2 separate regions of the Mus musculus genome follow, and region 1 is linked to region 2. A link is a contact called in ENCODE Hi-C or POLR2A ChIA-PET data. All regions are on one chromosome and are shown on one strand. Each heading gives the region's core, a stretch centred on a gene start or an enhancer-like site at or near the end of the contact. The rest is flanking DNA. Distances are from core to core; before and after follow the strand shown. Region 1 holds the start of Zfp36l1 (zinc finger protein 36, C3H type-like 1). Region 2 has its middle 18 kb from the start of Gm36834.

The links. A loop is a pair of places that touch in the nucleus more often than their neighbours do. ChIA-PET counts read pairs that join two places held with the same protein, here RNA polymerase II (POLR2A).
Region 1: a loop to region 2 is called in a map of heart, with 2.3 times the contacts of the local background. The contact joins the promoter of Zfp36l1 here to the enhancer-like site in region 2. A Hi-C loop is called at or near these places in 7 of 37 maps with a recorded cell type or tissue (adrenal gland, heart, left cerebral cortex and 1 more). POLR2A ChIA-PET finds 5 or more read pairs at or near these places in 3 of 5 experiments (all embryonic stem cell).

Annotation. Positions count from the first base shown.
Region 1 is chr12:80,110,800-80,115,745 of GRCm38, forward strand. It overlaps Zfp36l1 (zinc finger protein 36, C3H type-like 1), which reads right to left and starts at 2,214. Exons shown (of 2, transcript NM_007564.5): 1 at 2,020-2,214. The coding sequence starts at 2,076. Gm52006 reads right to left here. Exons shown (of 3, transcript XM_030247048.1): 2 at 4,812-4,946; 3 at 2,781-3,823. The coding sequence ends at 3,744.
Region 2 is chr12:79,999,165-80,004,319 of GRCm38, forward strand. No RefSeq gene overlaps it. Among named protein-coding and RNA genes, the nearest start is that of Gm36834, 18 kb to the right of the region's middle. Within about 2 kb of position 3,529, at least 2 of the 3 ENCODE cell types and tissues checked have a DNase peak (open chromatin) inside an H3K27ac peak, as active enhancers do; they include heart, where a contact is called at or near this core.

The sequences.
Region 1 (4,946 bases), core at 964-3,463, 110 kb after region 2:
TCCCCCCTCTAAAATCCGGGCCCCGTTTATACATTCCTCAACTCAGAGAGCCTTTCACACAAGACAGTCCCTTTTCATTTCCCTCCCCCTAAAAGAATCAGGTAAACCTAGTTTAGAAGTTTGGAAGGATGAGCCAAATCCTCTCTCAATCAGTCCCTGCTTACCCGCCCCCCCCCCCCCGCCACCCCCACCCCCACAAAATCTGGCCCCACACTCTCCACCATTTCCTCTTCCACAAGTGTGCCCTTCCTTTGGCAACAGGTTTTCAAACTGTGCTTTTTCCTTGCTTGTGGAAGGGCCTAGTCTGGGATGTGGGTAGAGGGATATAGTGTCTGAAAACACAAGGTTCGGGAAGGGTAGGTATCCCACACCCTGGGAGGGATTTTCTCCCAGCATTCTCCACCCCCTTCACTAGGAAGATGCCTTTGCACTTGGTTTCCTGGCTGCGAGAGAGCTCTGGATAAGAGCACCAGTGTTTAATCTTGAACCAAAGCTGCAGACGAGAAGGAAAGCACCAGCACGCTCACACTCCCCGACTCAGTCAATTGGGGGCGGGGGTGTGTGAGTGAGCAAGGACAGAGGCTGCCACAAGCCCTAGTCACCTGCCCAAACTACCTAAGATTTAGAAAAGAGTGGGGGTGGGAGACTTGAAAGTTATCTCCAGGCCCCTGACACATGTGGGTGTGTGTCATTGTGCAAATTCTAAAGTTAGTCCCTTAGGATCCGCAGCAGGGGATCGGGAATCGGTAACCCTGTAACCGCAACCACCCCACCGAGCGGATTACAGGAACCCAGAGGAGAGCCGCTTCCAACAATGAGGTTCATTTAAAAAGTCCTGCGGGGGGAGGGGGCAAAAGAAAGAGAAATAGATCAAAGAGCGGGGCAGCGGGGCCCAGGATGGAGTTGGCTAGCTCAGGCTGCCGCCAGGGCAAACAGACTTGGAAAAACGCAGGGAGGGAAAGAAGCCGAAAATGCAAAGTTTTTGATGTTGCTCTTCAACTCCAGCACGGCCCTGCACCCCAACCCTGCAGCCCCGGGGCCTTGGCAGCTGCACCGACAGGAGCAGCGAGCTAGGAAGAGAGCAACATGACCCGACGTGTTTAAGGGAAGGCAAAAACAGTTCAGCAATTAAAAGTAGCCTAGCAGCTTCATCCTTTCAAATTGGGGGGTTGGGGGAAGTAGAGCGGGCAAAAAATTAACAACATTCACGGAGTTATTTCAATCGCACTCCTGGAACATTACGGTTTTAAAAGTTTTTTTCTGTTTTGTTTTTCAAAAACCTGACTGGCAAACTGCCCCATTTTGGCCCTCTTAAATCCTAACTGGCGGGAACTTGAGGTCTGGCAGCATTTTGTTCCCCTATTCCTTAGTCAACGAACCGTAGTGCCTCACAACCCAGGTAAGCAAACAGTTTCAGCCCCAAGTTTGCAGCACGATCGACCAGCTCCCGCAGCGGGAACCTAGCCCAGCTGGGGCGGACAAACTCCACTACAAAGTCGCTTTGCCTACATCTTTTTGAACCTTAAGTCGGCCTCTTTCTTCGTCGCATTATCTCTTAGCTCCCCAAAACAGACAGGAAAATTCTCCCAGTCAGATACCGCCCTGAGACCTCGCTTTTCCTAGAGACCCCTAGCAAAAGGTGTTGGGTAACCTCGAACATCTCCAGCGGGTACAGGAAACCCAAGGCGCACACTGCGAAGCCGAGCCCACCCGCTTAGCCCAGCTCCGGAGGTGCACCATGCAGAAAAGAATCCTTCAAAATTCGTCCCAAACCTAACCACTCTTCCGCACCTCCTTGCCCCGCAAACTGGAGCAGTCGCCCAGAACTTTGCTCCCCGGATTCACAGAACCCCACCTGGGACCTGAAACTTAAGTGCGAGGAGGACATAAACAAATTCCTTCACCATGGAGGGAAACGCAAGCAGTGAAACTCCTTCACGTCCCCGAGACCCAAACTTTTTAGAGTTTCTTGGAGCACAAGAGAAACTTTCAAAAAGCCAACGCTCCGCCCTGCTTTACCTTGCATAAAACTTCGCTCAAGTCAAAAATGGTGGCGGACACGAGGGTGGTGGTCATCGTGGGCGTTCGCACGGGGCAAGGACTAGGATCTGGTGTGTCGTGAAGGTCCCGGTGCGGGGAAGGCGCAGCCTCCGGCTCTCCGGTCAGGAGTCCCACACGCCTGCTCCCGGCGCCCCTCGCCTTTCTGACTCTCCCGGGCTGCGGCGCGCAAAGCCCAATTTATAAGATTTGGTGGGTTGGGGGGGGTGGAAGGAGGAGCTTTAAACGTATTTAAATGAAGAAGAGGAGGCGGAAAAAAAGTTGATTGACACTGAGGTTGAATCAGCCATGCGGTCAAGAGGGAGGGAGGGGTAAAGGGGGAGGAAAGAAACTTTCAAAAGGAAGAAGGGGGAGGGAGACGAGGAAAGAAGGCGGAAAAAAAAAAAAAAAAAAAGCACTCGGAGCGGCGCAAAACTTTTTTTTCTTAAAGAGGAAAAGTTTCGAGTCCGCGGGCTCCGGGGGCGCCCCTCCCCTGGGCCGAGCCCGGCAGAGGGGGAGGGGCGCCCACCCTTTGTCAACCTCGCTGCTCGGCTCTGTGACATCACTCATTCCACCCCCTTCGGAGTTCGAGTTGTTGTGTTTGTTGGTTTTTTTTTTTAAGAGTTGGAAGGCGGGCTCGACTCTCCTCTCTCTCTCTCTCTCTCTCTCTCTCTCTCTCTCTCTCTCTCTCTCTCCCCCCCCTCCTCCCTCCCTCTCCCCCCTGTCTTTTTTTTTTTTTTTTTTCTTCCTAGCAGGCGCTGGAGCTGGTCTTGAGCGGGCCAGGGCTGCGGTTTCCATCTTGAGCTAGTGTCCCTTGAAACTTCTCCAAGTGCCCGCACGACTTACCTTCCCCTGACTTCCCTGTCCACACCCGGCTGCCCATCGCAAAATGAGCTGGGCGAGGAGTTTAGGAATGCGGAGCACCCCAAATGTTCGAGTCAAGAGTTTTATGTTTGTTGTTTCCCATCAGTGAGCAAAAGAAGTAGGGATGACCAGAGAAAACTTTTTCTCCAGGAGAGCCTAGGCTGGAGGGGGCGAGAGCAGTAAGATTTTGCGCGCAGCGCGGGGTCCACGCGTGCTGGGCCGGCAGCCTGCGTTTTCCCGGTATGGTGGGGGCACCACTGCCTGGGCAGAATTCTTTCAGACCTAGATGGGGCGCTTTGTTCACATAACCGATCTTTAAACTTGCTACAGCAGAAAAGTCCAGACTTTCAAGGGCACCCCCTGAAAATAAAAGAGCAACAAGTCACTTTCCACGCGCGCTTTGAATTCGGGCTGCCTCCTCCACACATCCCCGAATGTTAAAAACAAGGGGGGAAAAAGTTACTTTGGTAAGAAGGAAGGTAGAGGTGGGGGAAGCGACACTTCTTGCTGCTCTCCCGCCCCCACGCGAACGGAACATATGGCTTGTCACTATGCCCGGTTTGGGGGTACCAAGCAATAAGACCCACGGAACTCAGTGGCCTTCAATGAATTACACCGCCCTTTAAAACCACGAACTATGTGTTTATTTACTATTAGGTCTGGCTGCCTCCCACCCGCACCGGCTCGCGTGCTGCAGTGGAGACCCGGGCGGAAATCGCGGGCCGCACCGCCCAGGCCTCGCACGTTTCTTCCCAGCATTCGAGGCCGCCGGGTCTGTTATGAAACCCGGTGCTCCGAGTGGCTACCAGCGAGTTCCATTGCGATGTAATTAGGTCACCCCATTACGAGTACGTTTCTCTGGAAAGGACGGAGCGGGCGGAGCAGAGCGTTCGAGGCGCACCACCCCTTACACACACGCACACTTTAAGAAAAAAAAAAAAAACAAAACTTTTATTTATCGCCAGCCTCTGGGCAAACCCAGGGAAACCTTCCAAATCACAACTGTTTTAGAAACAATTTTTTTTCTTTCAACTTTGCGAAACACGACTTTTACTGCAGCCCACGAACCTAACGTTAATTCCCCGCGGGGTCTCTGCTTGACTCCTCTCCAGTGACTTGAGTTGATGCCCCCCCCCCCCATTTTTTAACACGGCTGCTGCCCCGGGTTTTGCTGCTGCTGCTGTGCCTTCCCTCCCCCGCTCTCATTTTTCATCTTTTCTTGAAATCTGGCAAGCGCCAGGAAGGGAAATAACTTCCATCCACCTTAATTTAAATCATTCGGGTGTGTAGGTTTCTTTTTAAAGGGATGTTTGCTCCTTCCCCTCCCCAGCTCCAGGGGGGGGTTGGTGTGTGTGCCGCGGATTTCGTGCAGTTTCTCGATGATGAGGTAATGAGTTCCAGATTTCAGGACAGAGCAGGGTGCGTTAAAACCCACAAGGTTAGACGGAGTCCTGATGTGAAGTTATTTCGGCTTTTCAGTCCGCATCACCCTCCGGGCTGCTCTAAACTCCCGAGTGTTTGCGAAGCTCAGCTGCAGGGGGGAACCCTGGCCGGGGAGGGGCGACCTCGCTGGGTGGTGCTGTCCCTGAGGCGACCGAGCGGTCTTGGACACCCCGAGCTGCTTAAATAATTTTGTTGTTTTTTTTTTTTTTCTCAAAAGGGGGGGTGTGATTCCTCGAATTTCCTACGCCTTCCCAGATCCCCCGGGCCGCCCCTCCCCCGCTCCCCGAGGCGCGGGCTCCGCGGGCGGCGCGCTCCCGGCTTGTTTACCCGCCCGCCCAGGTTTGTCCCTGATCCCACAGCCGTCTCTATAATTAAACTCTTTTTTTTTCGTTCTAATTGTCGGGTTGCGACGTCATTTAGGGGACTTTCCGGGGAGGGGGGGCAGCGCTCCTTAACCCTTCGCTAACCCTGCGTCCGGGACAGGCGGCCGCCAGCGCGCGGGCCTGTGATCCGCAGGTGGCCGCAGGTACCCGGCCCAGCCGCGAAGCTCACGGGACTCAAGCCTAGGCCTCCCGAGCGTCCGGAGCTTGCACAGGCCGCCG
Region 2 (5,155 bases), core at 2,279-4,778:
GCTCTGCCTTGCTTGTTCTTGATCCCATTTGTGGGTCTGCTTGTTATTCCAGCACCCACCTTGACTTTGGAGACTCTACTAGTGAACTCCCATGTGCCTACTCATCCCCTGGGCTACCTGTCTCCTGTGGCAGAGCGTGATAGGCTCCTGGATGAGTGGAAACCTGTAATGAAGCATCCTGTATTCTCAGCGAGGACAAACTCGTTTCCCAGGCTCATTACCAATGCCCCCACTCCAGTGGCTCCTGAGAGCCATGCTCTTGTACTTTCTGCCTCTCCTGCTCCCACACACATAACTGCACCAAGGATAAGCATCTTTCCATCCAGCCATATCTGCCCTTCCACATGCTCCTATGTGACCCTCAACTCCCTGACCTCTGTTGCCTGAATCCCTTGAGTTAGAGAAGCAGAGATGTTTCCATGACTTTTAAGGCTCTTTTTGGCAATACAGCAAAGACAAGAGAGTGAGGGACAAAGCACAGAGTTTTAAGGCCTGACCCCAGAGTGCTGATGAAGGCAATGCCATGGGAAGGTGACCTCCCATCAGGCCTAGGGTGTCCTCAGTGTGGGACTTCTCTGTTGCTCTGCTCCAAAGGCAGGACCCAGGGTGGGTAGAAATTGAGTTTGGGATTAAAAGACGTGTGTGGCTAGAATTCCACTTCATGATTTATAGTCTAGCCCAGGCTTTCCAAAGCTGCGCTAAGAATTATTCCTGGATCAGATCCTTGCTAGTCACATCTGTGAAGCGGAAACATCAGCTTCATTAGAAATACCCTGCCTCCCCAATTCCAGGGTCAAAATTCAAGTTCTAGGTGGAAGATATAGATAATGGCTCTAGGTACGGGGAGAGGAATGTAGGGGAGACACAACAGCAGCATTTCCTACTTAGCATTTTAGCTATTCAGCATCCATCCACCTTCTTCCGGTACCCAGGTGCCACTTCTCTTTGGGAAATCCCATATTCTCTGTTGCTCTCAGCCCAAAAGTACAACCGTTACACATACAACCCCGAAACTTAAAGTATACATGTGACCCAGCCTTAACTCAATCTAGGTGTTACATTCTCTTGGGTGTAGTAATTGGTTGGGCAGTGGATATCATATCCTTCGGAGCCAAAAAGGTAACTTGAGATTACACACACACACACACACACACACACACACACACACACACACACACACACGAGACTCCTGGAGAGGAGAATGTTTCCCTTTAACTGAAATTCTGCGAGGCAGAAAGCTGGGGTTGTTGTCCTTTTATTGTCTCCTGAAACCTGGGTTTGAAGCTAGCAAGGCACAGAGAGGCAAAGAGAAGTGGAGAGTAACCAAGTTCTGGTAACATTATTTCTGCTCCAAATCCAGTTGTGTCTGATGCTAACTTGAATTCTGGGTCTTTCCATTCCATGGACCATTGGGTTTCCCTTTTGCTAAAGGAATTTGAGACAGATTTTCGGTCCTTAGCAACCAAAGAATCCTTGTATGTAGTAGTTACTCAAATGTACATTGAGAGTTGAGCAGAAGTAAGGATGCTGGCCCGCACTAGTCCTATACGGAGCAAACTCAGGTACACAGACACAGGCATGACCATGTGACTTAATGCTGGAGAGCAGCACCAAGAGGTCCCCAGATGGGACACAGAACTCCAGGCAGGAAGTCCACTAGCCAGTATCTCCTTTTTAGAATTGAATATGCTGAAAGATTAGACTATTTTCTTGAGTTTCGTCTCTGTCACACTCCACTTTGTGTACCCAAGAAAGTTGCTGCTCCCTCGTCTCAGGCATGTGTAGTTCACTATGGTTTACTCCCTTTCCTCGGGAGTAAAAAGTCTACGGTCACAAATGGCTCCTACTTTTCCCTAGTGTGTTCATCTAAGTTCTTCAGAGATTAGAACCAAGTAGATCTCTGTTTTGCTTTGATTTTGTGTTTTAAATATTTTTTGTTACTGTACAAAATAATGGATTTTGCTGTGGCATTTTCATATGTATATATTGGTATTTACTCACATAATAGTATTTAGGGGTGTGGGGGGGGATGGATTTTCAGTCAAGATTCCACTGTGTGTGTGTATGCCACATTTCTTTATCCATCCATCTGTTTGTTTGGTTTGAGACAGGGACTTACTATGCAATTAGGGTAGCCTCAATTCACTATGTATCCCAGGCTAGCCTCCAACTACCTATCTTCTGACCTTCATCCTCTGAATACTATGATTATTGGCCTATGCCAGGATGTCCAACCTAGATTTCTCTATTTCTTTATCTACTTTTTTCCTGAGCAAGCACCATCAGAGGGTTTGACCTGCTATCATCAGCCAACAGCTAGGAAACCTGAAAAGCATCCTCAGAAGAGAGAGGATGCCCACCCCTTGCCCCCCATACATACTATGAACTGAATGGTTGTGTGGACGGGCAGGACCTGCAACTTGAGCTCATCAAGAAACCTGAAGCACAACAAGGGTTTGGGGCCCTCAACAGTGCTGATCTCTTCTATTCTAGTTGAAATTAGAAAGAAGGTGTCCTTGCTGTGGTCTAGAAACAGAATCTTAGCTGTTGAGAATGAGCACAACTTAAAACTCCTTCACACACACACACACACCCGGCCTGCTATGCATGACCTGCGATCATGGGTGAGACTGCTTGGTATTTTCATACTCATGGAAACAGGGCCCTGTTGATCTCAGAGGCTCCCAGATTAAGCCTGAGTCTCTATTTTTAATCTCTCCGGAAATAAGCAAAAAAAGAGAAGTCTAATTTCAAACAGACTGGACTTTACATAGGAAATATGTAGGTCCCCTGAGACTCCTAGAAATTGTCTGAAACCCAAAGGCCCCACTTGCTTCCCCCACACCCCCTCTCCAGAGCACTAGGCCACGCCCAGGAGGCCTGGGGCTGCAAGAGAGAGTGTTTGCAATCAAAAGTCCAACCTTGGCTTGGACTGGCCAAACCAGCCCAGCCAGCTAGCCTACTGTGCCTGAGGGCAGGGGTTCTGGGTGAAGAAAGAAAGGCATTTGCCCACAGCCTGCACCCTGGCTTTGGGAGGATTCTTCTCTCACCCCCATTGCTTTTGAGTTTTCTGGTTTTTTCCTCTACTCTGAGGCTTGTCAAGTTCCAGGCAAGAAAGCATAAAAGGATTCCAAACAGCACCATCAAGCCCACCACTCTCTCTCTCTCTCTCTCTCTCTCTCTCTCTCTCTCTCTCTCTCTCTCTCTCACACACACACACACACACACACACACACACACACACACACACACACACACACAAACACACTTCCTACTCCACAGCATTCCCATCAAAATCCAATTGCACACAGTTCTGGGATCTGGAGCCAAATGAGGCCCAGTAAAAGCTTTGAAACCATTCACATGGCCCCTAGCCCTCCATAAGAGTTCCATAGTTAAAGTTCCAGCCAGAATCCTGGGCCTTGCTGGCAACCCGTGCTGCTGGGTCACTGTGGGAGGTGGGACAGGGCCCTGTAGCCTGCTGTGCCTCAGTTTCCCTGCCTGTCAGTTTAGACAACCATGACGATGGCTAATTCTGAATTGTCTGCCTGCTGGTGGGATCAGGCACTGAGGGGGGCTCAGATTTATGGCATGGAAGTCTAGGAATGAGCCAAAGTGGAGGGACTAAATTGGGTTGGGTGCCCGGCTCCCAGAAAGGCAGCCAGGGAAAATTAGACACGCTGCTGAGAGAACTATCCCGATGACTTCACAGAAGGCTCCTGCTCAGAAACAGCCACTGTGTTATTGTAACTTTCACAGCCTGGGCCAAGCTCTTCCTGGTAACGGGAAGTTTGGGATTGAAGTCGTCCGTGTACCCGGCTGTTACCGAGGTCACCCTGGGAGCTGGGGCTCTTCCAAAGGAAGCCAGCATGGGGCTTCTGGGCTTGGCGGAGTGGCTGGACAGATGGACAGTCTCTGAGTAAAAAAGTCATGGTTGTAAGGCAGGCGGGGAGGCGTGGCAAGCCCCCCTGCTGCAGCTACCTTGGTGGGAGTAAGTCTTTATGGCGTACCTCTGCCACAAAGCCTCTTGGTCTCCAGAAGCCATGTTCGCAGCAGTAAGCCAAGAGCCCAGACAGAGAAAGGGCCCAAGAACTACTACCATAGCTCCCCCACATACACCAACCCCCGGACCACAAACCTCCAGGCCCACATAATTCCCAGCAATGGATTTTCTTCTTATCCACTAAACCCTGTCCATTGCCCTTCTAGCCATTTGCTCTTTTTAATCTTCCTTTTATGCAAAAAATAAACAGCTCCGTGAAGTTTCATCCCACCCTTGTCTTCCATCGGCGTGCTTCAAATGATTACGAGAAAGCTTGGTTCACGTCGTCCAGCGAACCAGTCTAACTAGGGTTTGCCTCGTGGATGTCTACCCCTGAACTGATTTTTTTTTTCTTTCCCACCACTGCCGGCTCTCAGCCACTCATCCATCTCCTGCTCATCTCTGTTGGAAACGCGACCAGCCAGGACCAGCCAAGCCAAACAGGTGTCAGTACGCACTCAGACTCTCCAAGGATGAGAGCTCTTCTGTGGCTACCAGATTGTACCCTGACGCTGGCCAGCTCCTGGCGTCTGCCCCTGGCCCTCCCAAGATGGCAGTCTATGGGGACATAGTTCAGACACTCGATCTGGTTTCTTCCAAGTCTGGTTCCATTGGCAAAATGAAACTCCCTGCCAAGAGAAAGCCAGCTTGTCTTGTCTACGAGGCACCCATGGTACCTGGCAAGTCACCCACGCTGAGATGGCAAAGGACCCTTGGAGACTTCCACACTTGGTGAGCCATTGTGAGGAGGGAGGGAGACAAAAGGAAGATTCCCGAAGCAAATGTCAGATGCTCATAACACAGTCTTATTCTAGAAAACAGCACATGGGGCAAAGATGCAATGACAAACATAAAACAACTAGTTCTTGCAAAAGGAAGGAAGGGCAGGAGATTGTACACAGGACCTTAAAAATGTAAAGCTTCCCATAGCATGGTTGTCTCACCTCTCCAGTCTGTGTGCTACTCCTCTCTTCTGCCCACCTGAATTCACATTCACAGGCTTACACACCTGGGGGACTACTATCCCTGCCTACTTTGTTGCTGTCACCCATCTTCCAGTTTCCAACTCTGTCCTCTCTGGCATCTCATCCCGCTCCCTAACAAACCTTCCAG